5 separate regions of the Homo sapiens genome follow, and all the other regions are linked to region 3. A link is a loop called in an ENCODE intact Hi-C map of the cell type or tissue named here. Cell type or tissue: PC-9. All regions are shown on one strand.

The links. Hi-C counts contacts between places; a loop is a spot of excess contacts. Peaks named below come from ENCODE experiments on the same cell type or tissue, not always from the same donor. Only the 100,000 strongest peaks of a DNase experiment are listed, where the experiment ranks them.
Region 1: a loop joins it to region 3, with 15 times the contacts of the local background. A loop is called at or near these places in 36 of 110 quality-filtered maps.
Region 2: it touches region 3 in a loop (17-fold over the local background); 110 of 110 quality-filtered maps call a loop at or near these places.
Region 4: it touches region 3 in a loop (15-fold over the local background); 4 of 110 quality-filtered maps call a loop at or near these places.
Region 5: it touches region 3 in a loop (6-fold over the local background); 6 of 110 quality-filtered maps call a loop at or near these places.

Annotation. Positions count from the first base shown.
Region 1 is chr12:12,331,823-12,336,822 of GRCh38, reverse strand. All of the region lies in intron 3 of MANSC1 (MANSC domain containing 1), which reads left to right. Among named protein-coding and RNA genes, the nearest start is that of MANSC1, 16 kb to the left of the region's middle. In PC-9, CTCF peaks have their summits at 2,035 and 2,237 (motif pointing right); a DNase peak (open chromatin) is centred at 4,742; H3K27ac peaks cover 1,091 bases.
Region 2 is chr12:12,030,783-12,035,782 of GRCh38, reverse strand. No RefSeq gene overlaps it. Among named protein-coding and RNA genes, the nearest start is that of BCL2L14, 38 kb to the left of the region's middle. RefSeq lists a silencer at 2,134-2,428 and enhancers at 2,880-2,979, 3,430-3,479. In PC-9, CTCF peaks have their summits at 2,058 and 2,257 (motif pointing right); DNase peaks (open chromatin) are centred at 354 and 2,212; H3K4me3 peaks cover 521 bases; H3K27ac peaks cover 550 bases.
Region 3 is chr12:11,578,464-11,583,463 of GRCh38, reverse strand. No RefSeq gene overlaps it. Among named protein-coding and RNA genes, the nearest start is that of LINC01252, 33 kb to the right of the region's middle. RefSeq lists an enhancer at 4,396-4,595. In PC-9, a CTCF peak has its summit at 2,090 (motif pointing left); DNase peaks (open chromatin) are centred at 2,023, 2,833 and 3,213; H3K27ac peaks cover 3,350 bases.
Region 4 is chr12:11,794,196-11,799,195 of GRCh38, reverse strand. The region is part of intron 2 of ETV6 (ETS variant transcription factor 6); the gene reads right to left. Among named protein-coding and RNA genes, the nearest start is that of ETV6, 150 kb to the right of the region's middle. RefSeq lists enhancers at 2,927-3,615, 3,616-4,304. In PC-9, no CTCF peak of the experiment used is centred here; DNase peaks (open chromatin) are centred at 195, 3,035 and 3,505; H3K4me3 peaks cover 1,928 bases; H3K27ac peaks cover 3,485 bases.
Region 5 is chr12:11,727,529-11,732,528 of GRCh38, reverse strand. The region is part of intron 1 of ETV6 (ETS variant transcription factor 6); the gene reads right to left. Among named protein-coding and RNA genes, the nearest start is that of ETV6, 80 kb to the right of the region's middle. RefSeq lists enhancers at 1,664-1,763, 2,004-2,113 and a silencer at 3,364-3,513. In PC-9, no CTCF peak of the experiment used is centred here; DNase peaks (open chromatin) are centred at 898, 2,138 and 3,378; H3K4me3 peaks cover 959 bases; H3K27ac peaks cover 4,347 bases.

The DNA.
Region 1 (5,000 bases), 750 kb before region 3:
TCTGGCCATGTGGTAGCTCATGCCTATAATTCCAGCACTCTGGGAGGTGGGAGGATCACTTGAGCCCAGAAGTTAGAGACCAGCCTGGGCAACATGATGAGACCTCATATCCACAAAAAATTAAAAAAATTAGCCGGGCATGGTGGCATGAGCTTGTAGTCCCAGCTACTTGGGAGGCCAAGGCAGGAGAATTCCTTGAGACCAGGAGGTCAAAGCTGCAGTGAGCTGTGTTCATGCCACTACACTCTAGCCTGGGTGACAAAGTGAGATACTATCTCTAAAAAAAAAATAGGAAAACAAGGTTCTCCCTTCTGGAACTTATGTTTTAGGGGAGAGAGACAATAACCATAATAAATAAATAATCAAGAAAAATATAGTCACAAGTGCTATGCACAGAATTGAGACAGGACGGTATAATAGACAATCAGTAAGTAAAGTTGTAACCCCTAAACTGAGATCTGAATAGTGAGGAGCCAGATGTGAGGAGATCAGGGGAAGACCTTCCAAGTCCAAGGTCCTCAGGCAGAATGCTTTGGAGTGTTTGAAAAACCAACACTCCAATCCCAGCTGGTTGACTCATTGTGAAATACGCAGAGAGTGATATGCAAAACGGTGGGGAGGGCCAGATCACATAACACCTTGTAAGTCATAGGAGGGAGTTTTTTTGTTTGTTGTTGTTGTTTTTGAGACAGAGTCTCACTCTGTTGCCCAGGGTGGAGTGCAGTGGCGCGATCTCAGCTCACTGCAACCTCCGCCTTAGGAGGGGCATATGCCACTACACGTGGCTAATTTTTGTATTTTTAGTAGAGATAGGGTTTCACCACATTGGCCAGGCTGGTCTCGAACTCCTGATGTCGGGTAATCCACCCACCTCGGCCTCTCAAAGTGCTGGGATTACAGGCATGAGCCTCCGTGCCCGGCCGGGAGTTTTTAGGTGTGTGGTGGGAAGCTGTTGGGAGTTTTATTTTTATTTTTTTTTTGAGATGGAGTCTCACTCTTTTCACCCAGGCTGGAGTTCAGTGATGCAGTGTCGGTTCAGTGCCACCTCTGCCTCCCAAGTTCAAGTGATTCTCCTGCCTCAGCCTCCTGAGTAGCTGGGACTACAGGCAAGCATCACCATGCCTGGCTAATTTTTGTATTTTTAGTAGACATGGTCTCGCCATGTTGGCCAGGCTGGTCTCAAATTCCTGACCTCCTGACTCATGTATGTAATCCCAGCACTTTGGGAGGCTGAGGCGGGCAGATCACAACGTCAGGAATTCGAGACCAGCCTGGCCAACATGGTGAAACCCCGTCTCTACTAAAAATACAAAAATTAGCCGGGTGTGCTGGTGCGTGCCTGTAATCCCAGCTACTCAGGAGGCTGAGGCGGGAGAATTGCTTGAACCCAGGAGGCAGAGGTTGCAGTGAGCTGAGATTGCGCCACTGCACTCTAGCCTGCACGACAGAGCAAGACTCTGTCTCGGGGAGAAGAAAAAAAAAAGGTGATTTCTCAAAGCTCACCGTAGCCGCCCTCTTGGGAATGGACAGTGACACAGCAGCAAAGTGGAAATGGAAAGACTGGTTAGGAGGCGCAGGTGAGATCTGGGTGAAGAAACAGGGAGTGGCGGGCGAGATGGAGAGAGTAGTGGACATATGGGCTATTCCGAAGTAGAGTTGACAGGACTTGCTGGTGGTGTGGGTCTGGGGAACCAGAAAAAAAGAACCATCAAGGCCAAGTCCTAGTTTTTGCCTTGAGCATCCAGATGAATGGTGACACCATTTGCTGCACTGGGGGAAACTTGAGTAGTTTTAGGGTTGTGGAATGGAATCTAGGTGGAGTGGAATCTAGGGTTCTCTCTTGACTGCATTAAGTATGAGGGGCTTCGGGGAATGATACTGCCCAGGGTGCCTGCGTGTTGACACTGCTTTGCCCCCTAGCTGAGGCTGTGTCTGAGTTTTGTTCATGTGCCAGGGAAGCCTGATGGGTCAAACATCCTCTCAAACAGGAGCGTGAAGCACAGAGTATTGTGTAAATAATTGTTGTTAGGATACGATGATAGAAATTACAGCTGAATTTGTTTTCTAATACTTCTGGAGTGTTGTTACTTTTGTAATGCACATATAAAAGAGCATGTATGGGATGAAGTTCCTTGCCAATGGGAACGGAAAAAAGGGAACTTGGCATGTGCATAAATCTTTTTAGGGCGAGTGTGAAGGTAATGAAGTGAAATTAGAATTAAACTGTTCTTGTGGCAGCCACCAGGGGGCGTTGCCGGCCCCTGAGCAGGTTGATGGACACCTAGGGGCAACGTGGCACCAACCCCGGACATAGTATGCAAAGGACTGTTTATATCTACAGGATGTGTGCAAGTTGTGTTTGTAATTCTGTGTATGAATCTGTCCATGTTGATGAATTCATATTACCCCATTAAAAATGAATTATCTGCCTCCTGCCTGGAGTGAAATTAAATACAGATTATCTGTTTGGTGGTTTGTTTCTGGAAGAACTCTATTTCTTTTTCTTTTCTGTCTCTCTCTCTCTTTTTTTTTTTCTTTTTTTTTAAGGCAGCATCTCACTCTGTTGCCCAGGCTGCAGTGCAGTGGCGCGATCATGGCTCACTGCAGCGGCGCGATCATGGCTCACTGCAGCCTCCACCTCCTGAGCTCAAGCAGTCCTCTCCATTCAGCCTCCCAAGTATTTGGGACTACAGATAATGCACCACCATGCCAGGCTAATTTTTTAAAATGTTTTGTAGCAATGGGGGGGTCTCAGTATGTTGCCCAGGCTGGTCTCAAACTCCTGGCCTCAAGCAATCATCCTGCCTCGGCCTCTCAAAGTGCTGGGATTACAGGCATGAGCCACCGTGCCCAGCCTCTATTTCCTATATCCCATTGACTAATATTTACGGACCAAGAGTTTGAAAGATGACAGTGGATTCTGTTCATTCTCTAAAGCCATTGCAGTTTGGTATTTAATCTTTTATTGTTGTTGTTGGCAGCTTCATGGCATGTCATTTTTACCAAGGACTGGAAGAATAGGAGAATTCAGACATAGAATAAATTGGGAGTCTGTTTGCTCAGCTGGGGTCCCAGTAATAGTCAGTCTCTCATTTTTCAACTCAGTGAAGTCGTTTGAAAATAAAACTCCAAAGAGGAGTTAAGGGCGCTGAGCTGCTTTGCAGCTCCCTTTGTGGCTCATCTCTGCGTGACTGAGAGGAAGCACCATGCCCCAATGGCAAACATGAGTGGGTGAGGCGAATGGAGCAGGTGTGGAGGATCCCTTTGTGGTTCTAGGACCTCTGCCAACAGAGGAATCTTATCAAGAAGTGGGACTGGCCCTAGCTTTGCTTTATTTATGAGCTTGCATGCTTGAGAAAGAAAACAGCTGTTTTGGCCATTCTTGTCAATGGCCATATTTAAGTTCTGATTTCACACACATCACAGAGTGTTTACTTAAACAGTCTTTTTCTTTTTTAACTTTAAAATGAATTATAGGCCAAGTATGATGGCTCACACCTGTAATTCCAGCACTTTGGGAGGCTGAGGTGGGCGGATTGCTTGATTCCAGGAGTTCAAGACCAGCCTGGGCAACATGGCAAAATTCTGTCTCTACAAAAAATACAAAAATTAGCTGGGCATGGTGGCATGGCATTGTGGCCCCAGCTGCTCAAGAGGCTGAGGTGGGAGGATTGCTTGAACCCAGGAGGTTGAGGCTGCAGTGAGCTGTGTTTGTGCCACTGCACTCCAGCCTGGGTGACAGAGCAAGACCCTGTCTCAAAAATATATATATATATATTTTCAAATATATTTCATTTGACCCAAATTCTACTTTAGAGTAGAATACTATATCCTAGAGCAGATGTCCACCAACTTTTTCTGCCAAGGGCCAAATAGTATTTTAGGCTTTTCACACCAGTACTTTAGGTTTTGAAATACAGAAATTTGAATTTTGTATACCTTTCCTGTGTCACACAATTTTCTTTTGATTATTTTTCAGCCATTAAAAGAAATATAAAAACTGGCCAGGCATGGTGGCTCACCTCTATAATCCCAGCACTTTGGGAGACCGAAGGGGGTGGATCACCTGAGGTCAGGAGTTTGAAACCAGCTTGGCCAACATGGTGAAACCTCACCTCTACTAAAAATAGAACAATCACCCAGGTGTGGTGGCACGCGCCTGTAATCCCAGCTACTCAGGAGGCAGAGGTAGGAGAATCGCCTGAATCTGGAAGGCAGAGGTTGCAGTGAGTCGAGATCATACCACTGCACTCCAGCCTGGGCGACAGAGTGAGACTCTGTCTCAAAACAAATAAAAATTTTAAAAAACGTAAAAACCATTCTTAGCTTGCAAGTCATACAAAGACAGATGGCAGGCCAGATTTGTCCATCAGGCCGTAGTTTGCTGAGCCCTGTCCTAGATGGACGAATAAGTGACAGAGTGACAGTGCAAAGAACCTCTCAGAGGGGTAAGGCTTAGAGAGTAGTCACGAGATGGCATGAATCCGTAGCTGCCTCTGGATCCGTCTGTAGGAAAGAGGAGACTGAGGACCAGTTTGGAAACTGGCATGGAGGTGAATTGAGGAAGAAAAAGGAAAAGAGAGCAGGAGTGAGTGGACTGAGAAATGCCAGGACATTCCTCTGCTTCTTTCCTTGTGTTTTCTGCAGTTCTAATGTGAGATGGTTAGCCTAGCAGCAGAGTGATACATGGCAATTCACCTGGTCATTCCCTGCACTTGATTGCTTGAACAGGTCTTTCCAGTTTGAGCTGTGATAAATGGGGTGTGTGATCAGGAGAAAAATTCTAAGCTTCATGGAGCAGGAGCAGGATCTGGGGCTGGTTTCTCCTCAGCAGGCATCGGGACTGTATGGTTTTTCTGCCCTCTGTGTCTACAGTGTGGTCATCATGATTTCAAATATTGGTCCCATCATCCTCATGACCTATGACATTGGCTCCAAAATTCTAATCTTTGAGAGTCCAAATGAAATCTCCCAGATAGCCTCCCTCCTCTGCGCACAGT
Region 2 (5,000 bases), 450 kb before region 3:
CAACAAAATATGTTTAGTTTGGATTACTGGTTCATACCTGGAAATTACTATAATTTCTTTCTTTTTGTTTGTTTGTTTTTTTGGCCTGTTCTCTGTGAACCTAAAAGTTGCTGTGATTTTGTTAGGTTACTTTGAAAGATTATGTGCTCTGAAATTATACAGACCTGGTTCTGGTCTCAGCTGTAAGGTGCAGACAATTTCTTTAACTTCTCTGCAGCTCTTTCCCCATCTGCATGGGTATTTTAGAGATTATTGTCAGGACTAACTGTGATTCTGTATCTAAAACTTCTGCACTAATTATCAGAGAAATACATGTTAAAACCACAATGAGATATCACCTCATACCTGTTGGAATGCTGTTATCAAAAAGATGAAAGATAACAAATGCTAGCGAGGTTGTGGAGAGCAGGGAAGCCTTGTGCACTGCTGGTGGGAATGTAAATTAACACAGCCATTGCAGAAAACAGTATGGAGGTTCCTTAAAAAATTAAAAATAGTACTACCATATGATCTAGCAATCCCACTCCTGGGTATATATATCCAAAGGAAATAAAATTGGTATGTTGAAGAGGTATCTGTACTGCCATGTTCATTGCAGCACTATTCACAATAGCCAAGATTTGAAACCAACTAAGTGTTTAAGTGTTCATCAACGGATGGATGGATAAAGAAAATGGGGTTGGATAAAGAAAACACACCATGGAATACTATTCAGTCTTTTAAAAAGGAGGACATCCTGTTGCTTGTGACATAGATGAACCCAAAGGACATTGTGCTAAGTGAAATAAGTCAGGCACAGAAAGACAAATACTGCATGATCTCATATGTGGACTCTTAAAAAGTTGAACTCAAAGAAGTAGAGAGTAGAATAGGGGTTACCAGGGCTTTCAGGCTTGTTGGGGGGCAGTTGGGGAGATGGTCAAAGAACATAAAATTTCAGTTAGACAAGAGGAATATATGTTCAAGAGATCTATTGTACAACATTGCAACTATGATTAATAACATATATTTTTGAAAATCACTGAGAGATTTTAAGTCACCCCTAAAATGATAACTTTGTGAGCACATGCATATGTAATTAGCTTTATTTAACCATTCCACAATGTATACATATTCCAAAACATGTTGTCCATGACAAATATACATAATAAAATAAAAAAATCCTGGCACAGAGCTGGCATTTCTGAAGTGTTAATTCCTTGTAACGCCATTTCTCAAATCGAGATTCTACCTGCACGCACATACCACAGGCTTCCATCTTTGCTCTGTTTTAGTTCATGACAGCCAGAGTTGCCCTCAAGATTTTCTAGTTTTTTGGTTCCCAAACTGGGATTCCCCAGCTCTCAGGCCCTGAGAAAGTTGTAACTAGGGTCTGTGGGTTAGTTTCAACATGCTGAAATCCTAACAAAAATCATTCATGGGTGGGAGACCAGGTTAAGAAGGGATCAAGTGTCTTCGCCTTTGTCTGTGATATGGACTCACTGTGGTAACTCTGGTTGCATCATGATCATCAGAAGGCCTGCCTGACATTTATACGTCTGATCCCTCAAGACAGAAAGCTTATTAAGCTCCTATTTTAGAGATGCATTCTGGTGGGCAACATCTTTCAGAAACACTGAATTTATGGGAAAAAATAGTAAAGAAGTTAACGAGTCTGGGGCATTGAGATCCACAAAGCTTAAGTAACTTCCCAAGGTCACACAGCAAGTTGGTAGCAGTGCCAGGACCAGAACTGATTTCTGCTGACACCTCATAGCCTGCGTGTTCCACTCCTTGCCGTGCCGTCCAGACTACCTTCTTTTCCACCTGGGTCCTTCATGTCTATCAAATATCACCTTGGAAACAGGCTTTTAGTCAGGATGTTGTAGTGTCAAGGGCAACTGAAGTCTCCTCTACACTAGGACCCCAGGAATCTAAGGGAGAAGGTATTTCCGACCATTTATTATGATTTATAATTTCAGCCAGAAATTTTTCTTCTGCTTCCTTTCTCAATTAGGGAAATGTGTGCTTTAGAAGATTTTAAATGCTTGGTTACTTAAGAGAGAAAGAAAACTCTGTTGCTTGTTCATATTATTTGTGTTTTTTTCCATGCAAAGACAGGAGGTTTTCAGCCAAGGCAAATCAGAGTGGCTGACATTCCCACGGGAAAGTGGGCCGGGCGTGAGAACAGGATGTGTACCTGTCTGGAAGCTGGAGCCTTTGATGTACATCCACAAGAGCCCCAGAAGGAAGCTGTTTTGATAAGCTGTGGTCACCAGGTGGCGCTACACACACGCTGTCAAGTCCAACAGTTTTTCAGACCTGCAGGATTTTTCCAGATTTACCGAAGCAGGAAAAAACAGGAAAAACAAAACGGGTCCAGTACTTCAGCTCAGAATAGTTGAGTTGAAAAGAGGTGGAAAACCCCCCAGACAGCTTGCCCTCTTCAATCGTGTGGCAGAGCATCCACTTGGTGCCCTTCGGATTCTTTGAGTAAATGTGGAGCTGGCTGGCTCCTCAAGGGAGTGTGGAATCAGGACGTGGCTGGTTCCGGCTGCAAGAAAGTCCCGGTTATTCTGCGAGGGCGAAAGAGCTCCAGCGTTAGGGCTTCAGCAGAGGCGGTTGCTAAGGCGCACCAGTCCTTTACTTCGGACCAGTCTGACCTTAACGGGAAAGGCAATTTCCCTTTCTGTATGGGGAACTCATTTCCTTTGTTGCTTTCCTTATTTTCCTCCCAGGGTCTTTTAATTCCATCCTGATTGGGGCCTGAGAGGAGGGCATGGGTGAGGTGTGAACCAGCAGCGCCCTTTCTTCCTTCTCGCTCCGCCCCCAGGCAACACCCTCCAGCACCCAAGCCTACCCTCTTCCTCCAACGGAAAAATGCACACGGCATATCCGTGTCTGTCCACATGCCGGATTTCCCGGCCAGTTCTGATGTGAAATATCTTGAAAGTTTGCTAAGGGGCCACTTTATATTAAAAGAGGATTAAAAAATAAAGAAAATCCCATACCTCCAATCTGAAAGTCTTTTCTTGGTGCCATAAAAAAACTGAGCTATCAGCCCTCTGGTACCTTCGATTCCAGGCCAAAGGCCACTGCCTGGTGGTGACGGCCAACGTGGAGGCACCCAGGCCAGCTCCCACGGCATCTCTGCCGACAAGCAGTGACTCCAGCAGATTGTAGTAGCACCTACACAGCCAGAGCTACACCCAGGTGCTTGCTTTGCTGCAGTTTGGGAGGGATCAATGTTCCAGAGCAGCGGCTCACCAACCTTAGCATGGCTCAGTTGCTGGGCTCCACTCCCAGAGTTTTTGGGTGAATGCGTCCAGGGTGCGGCTGGGAAATTTGCATTTTTAAGAATTTCCCCCTGAGGCTGATGCTACAGTCTGGAGACCACACTTTGAGAACCACTATTTCAGAGTAAAATGCTGGTGGGAGGAAAGGAGCAGCAGGAAACAGCCGATGACTGTGGTGTGGCCGGTCTTTCTCCCAGGCGGGGTGGGGTGTGTGTGCCAGGATTGCAGGGTCACCAGGAGGGCCGGTTCTGTGGGGGCTGCTGAAAATCCTTATCCCTCCTTTCTAGACTAGTGGTTCTGAGACTTGGCAGCACATTGGAATCACTTTGGGAGCTTAAAAAAAGATACTGATGACTGGCTTCTAGCCCCAGACGTCCTGATTTAATTGGTTCACAATGTGGTTTGGGCCCTGGAAGATTTAAAAGCTCGCTAGGTGTTTCTGATGTGTAGCCCAGGTCGAAAAATCACGGTGCTAGGTCCACGTCTTACTGCATTCTTATATCCAGTCCCCAGTAAGTGTAAGTTCTCACCACCCATTCTCAAACCCTTCCAGCTGTCTCTCATACCTCCCTGCCTCAGGCTGAAAAACACTGGCACCTGTCTGAGTACTGACTTCCTATTTATCCTTCAAGACGCAGGCCAAATATTTTTTCCGTGGTGGAGATTTTTCTGGCTTTCCCTAACAGTTCATCTCCTAAAGCACTGTGGATACACTAGAACTATAACCTTTATCTTTCACTTCATCGCAATTACATTCACGTGCTGAATGTAATGATGTTTCAGTCAAAAACCGACTGTATGTATGAAGGTGGTCCCATAAGATTATAATGGGGCTGAAAAATTCCTATCACCTAGTGACGCTGTAGCCATTGTCATGTTGTAGCTCAATTACTTTATTTTAAAAATAAACAGTGTAGCCTAAGTGTACTGTGTTTATAAAGTCTACAGTAGTGGACAATAATATCCCAGTCCTTCACATTCACTCACCACTCACTCACTGACTCACCGAGAGTAACTTCGAGTTCTGCAACAGCCATTTTGGTAAGTGCCCTATACAGGTGTACCATTTTTAATCTTTTTTTTTTTTTTTTTTTTGAGATGGAGTCTCGCTCTGTCGCCCAGGCTGGAGTACAGTGGCCCAGTCTTGGCTCACTGCAAGCTCCGCCTCCCGGGTTCATGCCATTCTCCTGCCTTAGCCTCTTGAGTAGCTGGGACTACAGGCGCCTGCCACCATGCCCGGCTAATTTTTTGTATTTTCAGTAGAGACGGGGTTTCACTGTGTTAGCCAGGATGGTCTCGATCTCCTGACCTCGTGATCCGCCCACCTTGGCCTCCCAAAGTGCTGGGATTACAGGCATGAGCCACCACGCCCAGCCCATTTTTAATCTTTTATACTGTACCTTTTTCACGTGAGGTTTGTTTAGATACCCAAATACCATTGTGTTACAAGTGGCTATGATATTCAGTACAGTTACTTGCTGTACAGGTTTGTAGCCAAGGAGCAATGGGCTATACACCGTAGCCTGTTTGTGTTGTAGGCTGTAGGCTGTACCATCTAGGATTCTGTGAGTGCACTCTATCATGTTCACACAACAAAACTGCCTAATGATGCATTTCCCAGATGTATCCCTGTCGTAAAGCCCTGACTGTATTTCTGTTCATATCTTCCCTCCCTGCTTGATGGTTAATAAAAGTTGGTGATTGAATGAATTCCATAGTTGGAGA
Region 3 (5,000 bases):
CCATCTTAAATCAGAGCCTGTGGATTTGATCTTTGATATGATATATTTAAGGTAGCTATTAATATATGGTATGCCCAGGTAGAGTTTTCTTATGGGAAATTAGCTATATGTATGGATTTGAAATTCAAGAAACAATGGCAATCACAAGTAAAGATCTGCAGTTCCTGGTTTAGAAATTATGGGTGGGGATGCACTTGCCTGGGGAGAGCATGCAGAATGAAAATAGAATAGGAATTAAGCTTGATGCAGGGAACATCAACATGTAAGATGCTTGTTTTTAGATACACTATTCCTCCAGAATTAGGGAGACACATGATAACTCAGAACATTCCCCTTATTGATAAGAAGAACTCAGAGGCTCTTCAAGTTCAGGAAAGTTGCATTTAATACACAATAAAGGTGTAAAAGCAGCAGCAAGATGGCTATGTGTAACAAAGCTGAACAGGGTGAGGATAGGAGTTCCTAAGATGAAAGAGATAATCTAGGGTGTCACCAATTCCAGATGATGCTAATTATTTTGGCTCTGGGCCCATTCTTATAAGTCTGCTGAATTGTGACTCCCATGATCTGCCATTCTATTCTTTTCTTCTGCTGAGAACGTGGCTCTGATTCAAGTACCACTGTTCAGTGACATATGTCTTGATAGTCTCCACACATTCAGTAAATATTGATTGAGGTTTTAAAATATACCAGACACAAGGTGAGATGCTAGGGATATATGAAAGTACATAAAACAACATACCCGCCCTCAAAAAACTCAACTACATGCTCCAACTGAGTGTCATCAACTGCCATTATTCTTACTAGCAAAAATTTTACCATTAGCATTTTTTTTTTTTTTGAGACAGGATCTGGCTGCTGCCCAGGCTGGAGTGCAGTGATGGAATCATAGCTCACCACAACCTTGAACTCCTATGCTCACGTGAGCCTCTCACTGCAGCCTCCCGAGTAGCTAGCTAAGACTACAGGCGCTCATCACCATGCCTGGCTAATTTTAAACATTTTCTTTTAGAGAGGGGGTTTTGCTGTGTTGCCCAGGCTGGTCATGAATCCTGGCCTCCAGCTATTCTCCTGCCTCGACCTCCCAAAGTGCTGGGATTGCAGGCATGAGCCATCGTGCTCAGCTAACATTAGCTTTCAGGGAAAGTTTGGCTACCCTTCGTTCTAATAGGTAGATTTGGAAGCTCTTATTCGGGTGTCCAATGTAGCCATTTTCTGTATCTGGTGAAGCAAAGGGTGAGGATTTTCTTCCTCTATCTCGAAAGTGATAGAAAGTCATCACTCTGACCCAATATAGCACAGTGCATGGGCAGAGTGATTTCTTATCATCTATTAGTTTATTTAGTCTTTCTTCTAACTTTTATTACCTTAAATTATTATTAAGTAGGATTCTAAAAAAGCGCAAGCCACTGCACAATAGCATATTTCAGAGATGGTCAATAAAAGAAAACAAATTTTTTTTAAATAATAATAAAACTTAAGCACAGTCTGCAAACAAGTCATTGGTTAAAAAAAATACAACTAATCAAAGAACGATAGTCTACTCATAAATGCCTTCCTTATAAACACCAACATTCAAAGACAAATAATTTCTTTTAAAACTGGAATTCTAGCTGTGGTGTTTCTAATCTTGAGTTTTTTTTTTTTAACCCTGAGATTTAATAAAAGTCTCCAAAAGCGATGAGAAAAATTTAATTCAGTAGAGAATAAGGATGTAGGTTGTCAAAAGGGTGAGTAGAGAAAATTAATCTAGTAGGATGCTTTATTAATATTACTAAAACTAATTAAAATGACAATAGTAATGATGGGATAAGAAGAGAATATGGCCATTTCAAATGATGACATTTTTCTAGTTTAGGTGAGTTGTCAAAATTCCTTCCTTCCTTCCTTCCTGCCTGCCAGCCTGCCTGCATTCAGTCAACACATATACCCAGCATGTGTCAGGCACTGTGGTAGGTGCTGGGATACAAATTCCTTCTTATGAGATATTCACTGATAGCTAAATAAAATCCCACCAAGGAAAGTTACAGCGCAAAGTCTCCAAGATGAACTTTCGTGTTGCCTTGCAGCCTTGTTTTACTTCAGTTGTCTAGTGCTGCCACCTGCTGGGCATTTTCTTTTTCTTTTCTTTTATAAAATTTTATATCCATAGTTTTTAGGGGTCTATATGGTTTTTGATTACAGGGGTAAGTTCTTTAGTGGTGATTTCTTAGACTTTGGTGCAATGCTTGGTATTTTCCTTCTCAGTGAGTTTAACTACAGGTGTGGACAGAGAACCCAGAATTTATTTTATTTTATTTTATTTTATTTTATTTTATTTTATTTTAGAGACGGTATCACTCTGCTGCCCAGGCTGGAGTGCAATAGCACGATCATAGCTCACTGCAGCCTCAAACTCCTGGGCTCAAGTCATCTTCCCACCTCAGTCTTCCTAGCAGCTGGGACTACAGGTGTGCACTACCTCGCCTGGCTAATTTTTTAATTTTTTTGTAGAGATGGGGTCTTGCCATGTTGCCCAGCCTGGTCTTGAACTCCTGACCTCAAGTGTCCCACATGCCTTGGCCTCAGAGTGCTGAGATTGCAGGTGTGAGCCACTGCACCTGGCCTAGAACCCAGAATTTCTTAGGAAAGGAAGGACGGTGAAGAGGGCATTTCCATGTCTGCATGCTGGACTATCCATTTTTCTTGATGAGTACACATTCTCTCTTCCTCTCCACCTAATTCCATGGTGGTACCAGCCCTAACTTCTCCAGAATTACAGGCTCCTCTCTTGCTGGGTGCTGACTCATCTGCCCAATATGCCTAGGGCAATTGCCTTACTTCTCTCTCTCCCACAGAGTTTTGCTACTGAGCTTGTTTGGAGAAAGTTTTGGCCTTCTTTGGCCTTCTTTGGCTTTCTTCCCATTCTTGTGGGAGTTGGAGATTCTTGCCAAGACACTGGAGGTGTGTGCCCAAGTTGCTTAACATGGGCAGGCAGAGGCCAAAAGCCCTCGCAGCAAGCACTTCCACACAATTTTGAATCTGTTCTCACTTCTGCATGTGGGGGCAGTGTTGTGGGTGTTGGGGGTTTACTACTTCCTCATGGGTGGTCTAGGATCAGGTCCTCTGGGCTTCTTCAAAATGCTGCACAAAGTTGCAGCATTGGGGATTAAGTATGAAGTAGGTCATTTGCTTTGCAGCATTACTTCCTGAAGTGAGTCAAATGCATTCTGAGATGGTTTAATCCCTAAAAAGGAGCTCAATGACACCAAGTTCACCACTTACTCAGTGTCACGCCTCATTCTGCTCTGCTTCAAGCTTTGGTTTCCCAAGAATTGCTAATGTTTTATCCAGAAAAGATTAATCAAGTGTACAATACTTGCTCGGACACAAAATCATAGACATCACCATGTCCCATTGCTTGTCATCACATGAAAAATTATTCTGGATTTAAGTTGATAAGAATAACTCTTGGAATATTGAATACACATTTTAAAAATGAAATGCTTAATTTTATGCTTTTTACCCTCACTCAAATCATGTAATGGAAAATGTACTAAAGTAGGCACACATATTTCTTTATATCTAGTAGGCCCCCGCCCCCAAAACTCTCCTCTTCAGAAACCCCAGCTTATCCTTCCTGACTTTGAAACTTCAAGGGCATATCCTGAGCTCAGGGATTGTGCACTGAACTGGGAGAAGAAGGGTGGAATGGCACAGTATTAAACAAATTAATTGCTGAATTTCTTCTGTGACCTTCTGTTTCTTGACTCATTTTCTTTCTTCCTTTAGCTTGACAAATCATGCCATCAACTCCTTCAGCTCTCTCTCCATTCTCAGGCTCTAATTCGTGTTCTCCTTTCCTCTCTTTCCTAGCTACAATTAGTAGCAGTTATGAACCGTCTTTCACACAGCCTGGAACCCTCCATATCTCTGCACTGTTCTTGGATGTAGCCCAGGGTGGTTAGCCTTATTTCTTTCCTTTATCCCATTTTTTAAGGATGAAGTGATTTCCCTGAAAAAGGTTACTATGGAAATTGGTATAGACCCCAGATACTCCCCACATGTGCTCCATCCAGTAGATTAATGCCTCTCACAATGAAGTTATGATGTCTCATGTGGTCTTGAGGATAAAAGAAGATCTTGAGAAAGGGGAATGGGGAAGCCTAGAGGTAGGGGATAATAAGAAATTAGGGGAAAGGCTGGGCGCGGTGGCTCATACCTGTAATGCCAGCACTTTTGGAGCCCGAGGTGAGCAGATCACTTGAGGTCAGGAGTTTGAGACCAGCTTGGCCAACATGGTGAAACTCAGTTTCTACTAAAAATACAAAAAGTAGCCGGGCGTGGTAGCACACGCCTGTAGTCCCAGCTACTCTGGAGGCTGAGGTGGGAGAATCGCTTGAACCTAGGAGGTGGAGGTTGCAGTGAGCTGAGATCAGCCACTGCATACTCCAGCCTGGGCTACAGAGTGAGACTCTTTCTCGAAAAAAAAAGAAAGAAAGAAAAAGAAATTAGGGTAAAGACAAGAAGATAAGAAGTTCTGGGCATGTGAATGTGCATGGTATGGGGAATAGAAAGAGATGTGGGGTGTGGTTTCGGGGTGGGGACAGAAGAGAATGAAGGAATAGAGAAATTTCCAGGTTAACGGGCATTAGTTGAGAAAAGGGGATCAACTCCCACAACCACAACTGAAAGTGGTCCTTGAAAATTAAGACTCAAAACCTAGCAAGATCAGATCTTAATTCTTGAGTTTATTCCACAATGTGGCTTATTTTAAGAAGCTCCCTTTTTCTTCTCATTTTACTCAATTTCATCACTTTAATCAGAGGTGCAGAGTTAAGAGATGAAAAGAGAGAAGTGAAAGTCTGATTATTCAAAATGAGATTCATTTTTATTTATTTTTTAGAGACAGGTTCTCGCTCTGTCACCCAGTCTGGAGTGCAGTGGTTCAATCATGGCTCACTGCAACCTCAACCTCCTGGGCTCAAGTCATCCTAGTCAGCCTCCTGAGTAGCTGGGAC
Region 4 (5,000 bases), 220 kb before region 3:
CCTCGGGCTACATGGATAAGAATGTCTGTGGGTAGCTGTCTCCTCTTCTTCCTCTCCCCTCCCCCTCTGCCTTTAGTTAATTGCAGCTGTGGTCAAGGGACTGCAGCCAAAAGTCCCACAATGCACTCCTCCACAGGAAGTTCCCAAGATCTCTTCCTGAACAGGAAATTTCCTGTGGTCCAACAGACATTCCTCTCAGCGTTTATCACTCACATACATTTGTTTTGGCAGATACTGGGTCTTGGGTAAGAACAACAAGCAACGGTTGGAGGGAAAGCTACCTTAGAGAAAAAAATGCAGTTATTGTCAGGGGAAGAAAGTGTGACTGAATTAACTCCTATCTCCAAGGAAAACAAATACTAGCAAAATGGACTCAAGAGATCTGAAATGTGTGAGAATGTAAATACCACTCACACAGCTATGCAACACTAGGGATTTTATTTGTAACTCAAAGTGAAGGTAGGCAGGCTTTTTGGGGGCCAACTTCAAAGCATTTAGAAATACTCTTGTAAAATTTTCATTTTTATAAATGTCATGGCTACAGAGTGATTGAGATTTTACATTTTTTCTGCTGTTTCTTTATATATGTGCCCTAACGTAACTTATTTCCTCATTACAGAATCATTTCAATCTCTCCCACTTCTAGACACTAGCATTCCCCTTTCCTGAAGAGGAAAGAGCTACCCACGTGGCTCGCAAGCTAGTATTTCACATTTGTGTTGCTTCTCCATAGTGGAGTCTACACTTTCAGGGGCTCTAAGAGGTGGTATGAGAAAAATGTAAGTACTGGGGCATGACCAGCATGATTTTCCCTTGTAACTGGTCTTTCTGCCCCCGATCTTATAATCCATCCCTCAGCACATCACTTTCCTAAAATCCTTCAATGGCTGCCCACCAATTTGGAGGTCTTTACTTTTAATTTCCTTCATGGCCCAAATTAAACTTTCTCCTCTCCTAAGTCAACTGCTTCTCTTCTGTGGCGCAGTGACATGAAACACACTCCAATCACCCTACGTTCTAATTTGTTGGTTACTTATCTGTCTTCCCCAACGAATTACAAGTTCCTTGAGGTCAAGAACTATCTTATTTGTCTTTGGAATCCCAGTACAAAGGATTGTGCCTGATACATAATAGATAGTTGATAAGTTTTCCTTGGAAAGATAATCTCAAAATCTTATCCTTGTATGGTAATAAAAAACAAAGGAATTTCCTTTTGTTTCTATCATCACATTCCCAAATAAACCCATCACACAAAACTATCTTATATTATAAGCATTCTAGCAATCTAGTAACAACCTACAAGAACCACGGAACTAAAATCTTTTCCTTCAAATCACACAAACTTGGAATGTCCACTTTCTCTGGTATGAGAGATTTGTGCATACCATAAGTCCTATTTATTTTACTTGGGTTTTAGCTGCAGTGAGATGCTTGGCTGTCTGCCCCTACGGCCCAGAACCTTTCCAGTTAGGCTTACTTAACCCTCCTTTACTTTGAAGTTCAGCTCCACCCAGACTCCGGGACCAGGCCTACCCTTTATCAAGAGGAAGCTTGGGACCAGTGGTTCAGGGAACCAGTATTGAGTCACTCCTGCTGGCTTTTCTGTGCCCTTGTCTGCCACCTAAAAACAAGCCTTTGCTGTAATGGGATGCCTATCTTGGTTCCTACCCAGCTCTGTCTTCCAGTCCTTCTCAATAACAGAAGTCCTATGACCGAATCCCAGTCTCTGTGGCTGGATTTCTGCTCCTTGAGCTCTTTGTTTCTAAGGTTAATGCTGGATGCCAGCTCTCAACTGCCAACAGCCTGCCACCTTACCACATTCACCAACGACTGGCAGCCCTGGCCCTCCTCCCACTATCTGGTACTGAAACTTCCCTATGACCCTGACTCTGTGGGTACAGCCGAGGTTTTGGAACTGTGAATTTCTTAAAGAGAGTAACTTTTCATTTCTGTGTTCCCAGTGCCGGGACTATTGCTAGGTACACTGTCTGAATAAAAATAATGGTGTTTGAAAGAATGAATGGTCTCAAAATGGAGAGGCATGATTAGATCTGTTAGGGACATCATAGTAAAGGACCAACAAATTATTTCTGGGTTCTTTAGAGGAGAAAAAGAATCTTTCATTGAAGAAAGGACATCTAAATGCCTCTCGACAAGGAGATAAAGCTCTACTTTAAGAAATTACCCTAGGCCAGGCATGGTAGCTCATAGTGAGACCTTGTGTCTACAAAAATTTTAAAAATTAGCTGAGCATGGTGCGGCATGCTTGTGGTCCCACATACATGGGAAGCTCAGGTAGGAGGATTGCTTGAGCCCAGGAGGTGGAGGCTGCAGTGAGCCATGTTCATGCCACTGCACTCCAGCCTGGGTGACAGAGAGAGAACCTGTGTCAAAAATCAAAACACACACACACACAAAAAAAAAAAAAAGAAAAGGAAGAAATTATCCCTTAGTGCTATTCAATGTCTTAAAAGAAAGAGACAAGGAAAGTTTATAGAGAAGAAACCTGTCATTGCACAGCCTTGGTGTCCTTGATCGGCCCCACGCATGGACAGTGCACAGCGGAAGCTCTGGTTTCAGTGGTAGATGATGTATAAGAGTAAGAGGCGCCTTTAGGATGGCCAGTGTCTTTAATGCCCCTAAACACTTGGGAGGGCTGGCTGGTGGTTTCCACTATTTTATTTGTATCTCATTGGGTTGAGAGTCAGAAGGTCTGAGCTCCAACATTCACTCTGCCATTGACAAGCTTGATGACCCTGGACAAGTCATCTGTGTCTCCTCATCTGTTATGGGCTGTTGGAATGATAAATGGCACGAGGCTGCCACATTACAGGGTGAGTATGAATATGGCACATAACAGGTAAATACGAATCTTGGCCGAGGACCAGATGATGATTAATGCAATGTTGTTTTTTTCCTTTCCGGCAAGAAAAGGAAAAGCCTAAAGCTCGATCTACTTTCTTGTCTCAAATGCATCATAACTAGTCCTTTTCACTTAAGACTCACTCACAATGTACTTTCCTGCTTGACTGGACAGTGGCTGAACTGGAGGCTGAGGTGTCTGTATTTTATCTACGTCAAGTGAATGCTTCATTCAGAGGCAAAGGGAAAAATCTAAAGAATGTGGCCAAGGTAATTTGAGCTTCATCAGTGAGGGAATGGATTTGCTGTGACCACTCAGATCAAATTCATGATGTTATTTTGCTAGGCTTTTTGAAGCTGAGCTAACAGATAAGGGTGGCAGCCTCCTTCCTCCCCTCTTGGCTAACATTTACTGAGTCCTTGCTGTGTGACAGACACTGTACTAAGTGTTTTACATTTATATTTTCACTTATTTCTTCGAACCACCCTATGAAGTGGACACTATTCTTAACCCCATTTTATCTAGGTCTTTGGAGAGGTTAGGCAACCTTCCAAGTTGCTCAGAAGTAGGAAGTAGCAGAGCCGGAACTGGAATGTTATTGCCCACTGTACAATATTACCTTTCTGTATACCATGGAAACTGCACCTTGTTCTCTGGAATATGAATGGGTTTGGCCCATGCCTTCCATGGGTGGAGATGTAGTGGTGAAATCGATGTGGACAGAAGCCCTGGAGGGCACGCCAGTAAGTGACAAGCTGAACTTCCAAAGACTGCATGAATGGTTTTTAGGAAATCAATCATTAAAGTGCTACATAATCTATCATGGTTCCCAATGATGACTGAAATTGTTCACTTTGGCTCTATTGGCCTGGTTTCCTTGGAGGGTGCCCCTCCTCCATGCATCGTCCCCAAGGCCAGAACAGCTGGTGCTCTTTGCTAACTGGGCACCAGTTCCAAGGATAGGGAATCAGAGGCAGAATGTTTTGTGAGGAAGGCCCGGTGCTGGGGCACTCCGGCCACCAGCGGACTGACAGAGCCCCAAGCTCTTCAACTTCAGGGCTTTCTCTAAGTTATCCCAAGTTTAATATTTTAAGTATATTCTGCTTTAACCAAATAACAGTTCCTGCTTTATTTTTATAAATATTATATGCTGAGGTCCAATTTGAAGGAAGCAATCTTAGAAGTTAAAAGTAAGGCACAGATCCAGCTTACATTGAATGAAACAACTAAAAGCAAATATGCACATATGCCTTGTACTCTTAGACTATCCCTGAACAGACTTTAAAAATGGATTAGGCGAGTATCACAGTATTTGTGACTCTTACTAATGGCATGCCATGGACATCAGAGAAAGGCTGTTACGGTCAGTTCAACGGTCACAAAACAAGACATGTAAGATGAATTATTAAGTTTTGTGGGCAGTTACAACGGAAGTAGAGGACATGGTTCTTTACTTTGAAGTATTTACCACCAAATGAGAAAGAGAAAACAAATAAATGTATGCCTCAATGGCAAATCTCATTGATGTCTGCATGGAATGATAACTAGAGACTTTATTTCTGGGAACCACCAAGTAAAATAATGGTTTTCTCCTGCCAAAATGCAGACTTCTACTAATCCCCACAAATCTGAAATGACTGGTTTATCTTGCATAGCCATAAAAAATGGGCACTGATAGAGTATAAAAGGAAAATACCTCAAGAGATAAAAAACTCAGGTGCAAGGAAACCCACAGGTATGACAGTCAGGTGTCTTGCGTCAAGCTGACCTCTCTGCTCACTGAGTATCTCTCCCTTGATTCCACAGCTAGCACCAGGAGGCTATTTTTAATCACCAGGCTTCAGACAGCTGAGTCTAGTTAGAATAAGATCTCTGAGTACGGAGGCAGCAGAGAGGCGCCAAACGCCTGGAGCGTGCACTAGAAAACCTGCTTGTGCCCAAGCAGCTGAACTGAGAAAGAACACAGCCCTAAGATCACGGACCAGAATGGTCAAAATAGCCCCAGGTAAGGGTCAGGCAGAGGTCGGTTTCATAGGAAGCATCTTCCTTGTCTTTGAGCTTAGCCAATGTCCAGTTCCAAGAGCTATTTTAAGTGCACTCTTAAAGCTGCTTCTATCCTCACGCCCACACTAAGGTC
Region 5 (5,000 bases), 150 kb before region 3:
AAGGACAACGTCCTTCTCCAGAGTAGAGCTTACTAAAGGAGATGCATCCCATTTTCTTTTTGAACCTCTCCTGCTTTCTACTTCCAGCTTCTTTCCTCCTGGTAAGTTTGGGCAGGAAGGGGCCTTAGAAATTGAGACCAGCATCCTCATTTTTCAGATGAAAAACCTGAGATCAACAGAAATATTTGAGATCACACTTCTTGTTTCGGAAATCAGGTAGTTAGCAGTTCTTGTTTTCGTTTTTCACCATATAGTGCAGTAAAGGGGAAAAGGGTAGACAAAAAAACAAGAAACCAGAAATATTACTTTGCAGAGACATTTCCACGTACCTCGAACTGCACTAGTTCTGCGACTGTGTGCTCAGTGTTGTCTTCTACCAGGTGATGCTAAAGATTTGCACTGAGCCATGCACACACTGCTGTCTAGGTCAATTCTTAAGGTAGCTGCCTAGATTTAAGGTAAGGACTGCAGGGTGGAACATCTTCTCTTTATGCAGAGCTACCTGAACTGGTCGCCTTCTTGGGTGACCCAACCATGCTGGTTTGTCTGGGACTGAAGGGGTTCCGGGGATGTGGGGTTTTCAGTACTAAAACTGAAATCCCAGGGAAACTGGGACAAGCCGGTTACCCTACTGCCTTCAGTAGGATCACATTTTCAACTGAGCTAATACATACAGACAGACAAAATGCATTTAGCTGGAAGTTTTAGCTGGTAGAATACCAGCTAAATGGTAGTTAACATTTTAATTTTTTAAGAAAATTAGCAAGATGCAAATTAATGACTATGAAGGGCTTTGAGCCCTTGGGGAGGAAGGTATTCTCAAAGTAGGAAGTGTTAAGTTCATAAAAGAAACAATATGAGAAGGCAGTGGGGCTTTTTCATACCTAACAAGTATGACTAAACCTGTAAACACTTCCTGTTCCGTCCCATGTTTTTCTGAAATTCGCTTTTCCTTAAAGGCCAATAAGACAGAAGAAAAAAAATTATTCTTTCTCTTCTCTTCTTAAGAATAACAGTGGGAAATTTCAAACCTCCAAAGACGTCTAAAAGTTTAATAAGCTCTTGCTTTTATATATAAATATTAAGGAGAAACAAACAACACTCACTTTTCTCCATAAGCATCCTGCATTCTTACTACATGAAATTTTGAGTACGTAGAAAACCATCTGATCAGGGAAGACAAATACTCACACTTAAGTAGCACTGACTTACTCCTCCACCTAGTTATATTTTCAATACAAAAATTTTTGCTTTAATTAAACACTGTGTTAGGTGCTGACAATGCAACACCGAATAAGAAGGACATACCTTTATTTCATACATCACAGTATCCTAAAGATCAAAACCTGCCTTTCTAGACTTAGTCATGACTCTTCTTATTGCAGTGGAGAAAGAGGGCTGCCCCTAACAGCAAAGCTCACACTTAAAATCATTTCTCCCCAGCAGCACTTCCCATTCACAAAGAGCAGTGCTACAAAAGGCAGCCTCACTTTCACCTGTTCTGGGTCACCAACTACACTGGAGGGGCTTGGCCTAGAATCGGGTAGAGGGGATGTGAAACCAAGGAGGGGGTTACACTGGGGAACATGTCACTGGGCCTCTACTCACAGAAACAGCTTAAAGCCACCTGTACCCACATTTGGGAAACGTGTGTCTCTGGTCTCCTGGAGGCATAAATTGAACATTATAATATTCTAGGGAAGAGCAAACAGCAACCCACTGAGGGGTCTTGGGCCATGGGAAAGTCTTCCATTCCTCTACTTCTGCTCTAAAGGGTTGATTGTTGTACACTCCAAAGCAAAAGAGGAAAATCAAACCCAGCTCAGAAGTCCGCCCACATTCTGCGGTGGAGAGAGTTGCCAAAACCATTCTCTGCACCTGTAGGATGAAGTCGCAGGTTCACAGAGCAGGGACAACTGTCAGATGTCCACCCCGCAACATGGCTCCCTCACAGGAGAGTCCACAGTTATGGACCTAGGTTCTCTGCTGGGCTGCGCTGGACAACCCGTCCTTAGAACTCTAAATCCTGCCTTTGCACAGGCTTCCTTGGAGCTCTCTGAGGCCTTGGTGACTTGCACCTTTGTGCACACTACAATTGGCTTCCTTGAGCTTGGCAACCCCAGAGCAGCAGCCTCATTGGACTTCTGTTTGTACAGGACTTGTCAAGCAGGTTATGCTGCTTTTCTGCCACCTTTCTTTCCAGACACCTCTAAAATGTAAAGTTATCAGGAAATAAGAGAGGGATAAGGTTTTCTCACCACAATCCCAGAGGCCTACAAAGGCTGCCTAGACCGTGGGCTTTGCTGAAGGCCTGCTGCTGGTCTCTTAAATGGTGAGGCATGTTTTTTAAGGATTGTAGAGGAAGAGTTGTCAAATATAAGGTCAGAGTCAAATGCACTGTGTTTCTATCATTACTGCTGGCCTCTTTACAGAGGGAGTAAAATGCACCCCTCGACGCTGGCAGCAAGTCCTCTGGTTGCATCAATAATTTTCGCTTGCACAGAAAAATCCCCCAGTAACGCATAGATGGTCATGAACTCCCCTTTCTATTTTGCAGACCTAGAAAGCGTGGTAGAGAGAAATTAAATGCCTTTGTGAATCAGCAAAAAACACATAGGGATAAAACCCAGGACAGCTGGTCTACCTGCTTTAACCCATGCATTCAGCACACCATGGGGAAAATAGTTATTTTTTCACTACAAAAGAGGTGACCTTCTACTTCAGACATGTAAGATAAAAAAATTTTTTAAAGATACGGTTGTTTTGTTGAGAGAACAATCAATAAAATAGTAATGCCCAGTACAGTTTTATCCAGAGGTCAAGGTAGTATCTAACCAAGGTCAAGACTGTATTGAGTCAAGAGTTCAAAGGCCACTATCTTCCCCATAGTATGAGTCAGTCAAACTGAGATTGCTTCAAGGTTAAGGAAGGAATCATCAAATTGCCAACAGTCATACCAAACAGGACAGGGAAATTGGCTATTCCTGTCACATCTCCTTTCCATTAATTATTAAGTAGTTGACTTAGGGAGCAACCCTCTCAGATTCGGGGAGAGTCCATTTATGAGACATGAACTCAAATCTACCACACAGCAGCCCAGTCCCCCCCACCTGATCCCACATGGCTGCCTGGCAGTTCTAAGGGGCTTCCAAAAAATTCTCCAGTTAAAGGCACAAAACCTTTGAACAGGCCTTCAATTCTAGTGCTCCCACCCAGATGAGACTACTCAGGAGTTGAGATAAAATCCTGAAAACATGGGCAAAGTTCAACTGACAGCTGCCCCTTCTAGGCCACGAACTGGCACACCTGGCCAGTTGGCAACGGTTCCTTCCTTCAGCAGATCTTACCTGCCTGAGCAGGAAACGGTGATAAGGCTAAAGCTAGTTCATGTTGACTGTCACGCTTTCTCACACTTGAGCAGAGCCCAATTTAGAAATAGCCTTAAACTGTTGCTTCAGTTCAGTATGTCACAGAGCCATCAAAAATAATAGAGAATGTATGTCAAAGTGTTTTGTAAGCTGTAAAGCCCAACCTACCGTAGTACATATTATCATTTTGATATTAAATAATGCTAAAGAAGAATATTAAATTGTAAATAAACATTGATAACTATGGAACCATGTAGGTATACGGCTAAAGACTTGAAGTCAGATACGGGTAACTGGTAACTATGCAAAAAGGCTCAATTAGAAAAAAATCTTTTCAGGTGGTTTAAACATTTAATGAACAATAAAGTGTAAATGGTTTCCTTTAATTATAGATGTCTATGATCCAATTCAATAGTGAAGCTAATGTCATAAATCTTAACCTGAAGGGGATTTCTAGGTAGATTTCCTCAAGTCCAGCCCTGCGTCCTCTATGACTGCAAAGTAAATGGACCTTTTTTTTTTAAGGCATAGACAAGCAGTCCTCAACCTTTTTGGCACCAGGGACTGGTTTGGTGGAAGAACATTTTTCCACGGACTGGGGGCAGAGGGATGCTTTCAGGATGATTCAAGCACATGACATTTATCATTAGATTCTCATAAGAAGCACACAACCTAGATCCCTCACATGTGTCATTCACAACAGGGTTCGTGCTCTTACGAGAATCTAATGCTGCCACTGATCTGACAGGAGGCGGAGCTCAGGTGGTAATGCTCACTTGCCCGCCACTCACCTCCTGCTGTGCGGCCCAGTTCCTAAAAGGCCACGGACAGTACTAGTCTGCGGTCTGGGGGTTGGGGACCCCTGGTATAAACTGTTCTTACAGGAGGTATAAAAGTGCTTGTCACTGCATAATCCACCTGTAATTTACTCCTCTGTGCCGAATAAACAGCCAGCTTGAAGAAGGAGTAGACAGGTGACAGAAGCCTTTACATAAGGCCCATGAACTGAAGCACAGGCCTCAAGTGTTATAAGAAGGGGAGGCCGGGGAGCGGTGGCTCATGCCTATAATCCCAGCACTTTGGAAGACCGAGGCGGGCAGATCACTTGAGGTCAGGAGTTCGAGAACCGCCTGGCCAACATGGTGAAACCCCGTCTCTACTAAAATTTTAAAAATTAGCCAGGCGTGGTGGCGCGTGTCTGTAATCCCAGCTACTCGGGAGGCTGAGGCAGGAGAACTGCTTGAGCCCGGGAGGTAGAGGGTGGAGTGAGCTGAGATCGCACCACTGCACTCCAGCCTGGGCAACAAAGAGAGACTCCGTCTCAAAGTAAAAAATAAAAATAAAAAAAAATTTAAAAAAGGAAGAGGAGCTACTTTCTCCGCGGGGTCTCCTGTCATGGAGCCACCAGAGGGGCTCACACCTGCGGGCCACCAGGCCCTTAGGCCTCTTCCCTGCCTGTGATGCAACCTATACAGACGTGTGCTGTAACGCTGGCTGCACTTTTCATGACCATGTACGTCACAGATCCATTCCCCCCACGCTTTTAATCAAGCCTCTTAACTAGAAAACCAGCTCCAAGGAGGCTAAAGGGTCTGTTTTCTTAGGTCTTACTTCTTCTTCTCTGAGTCTTTC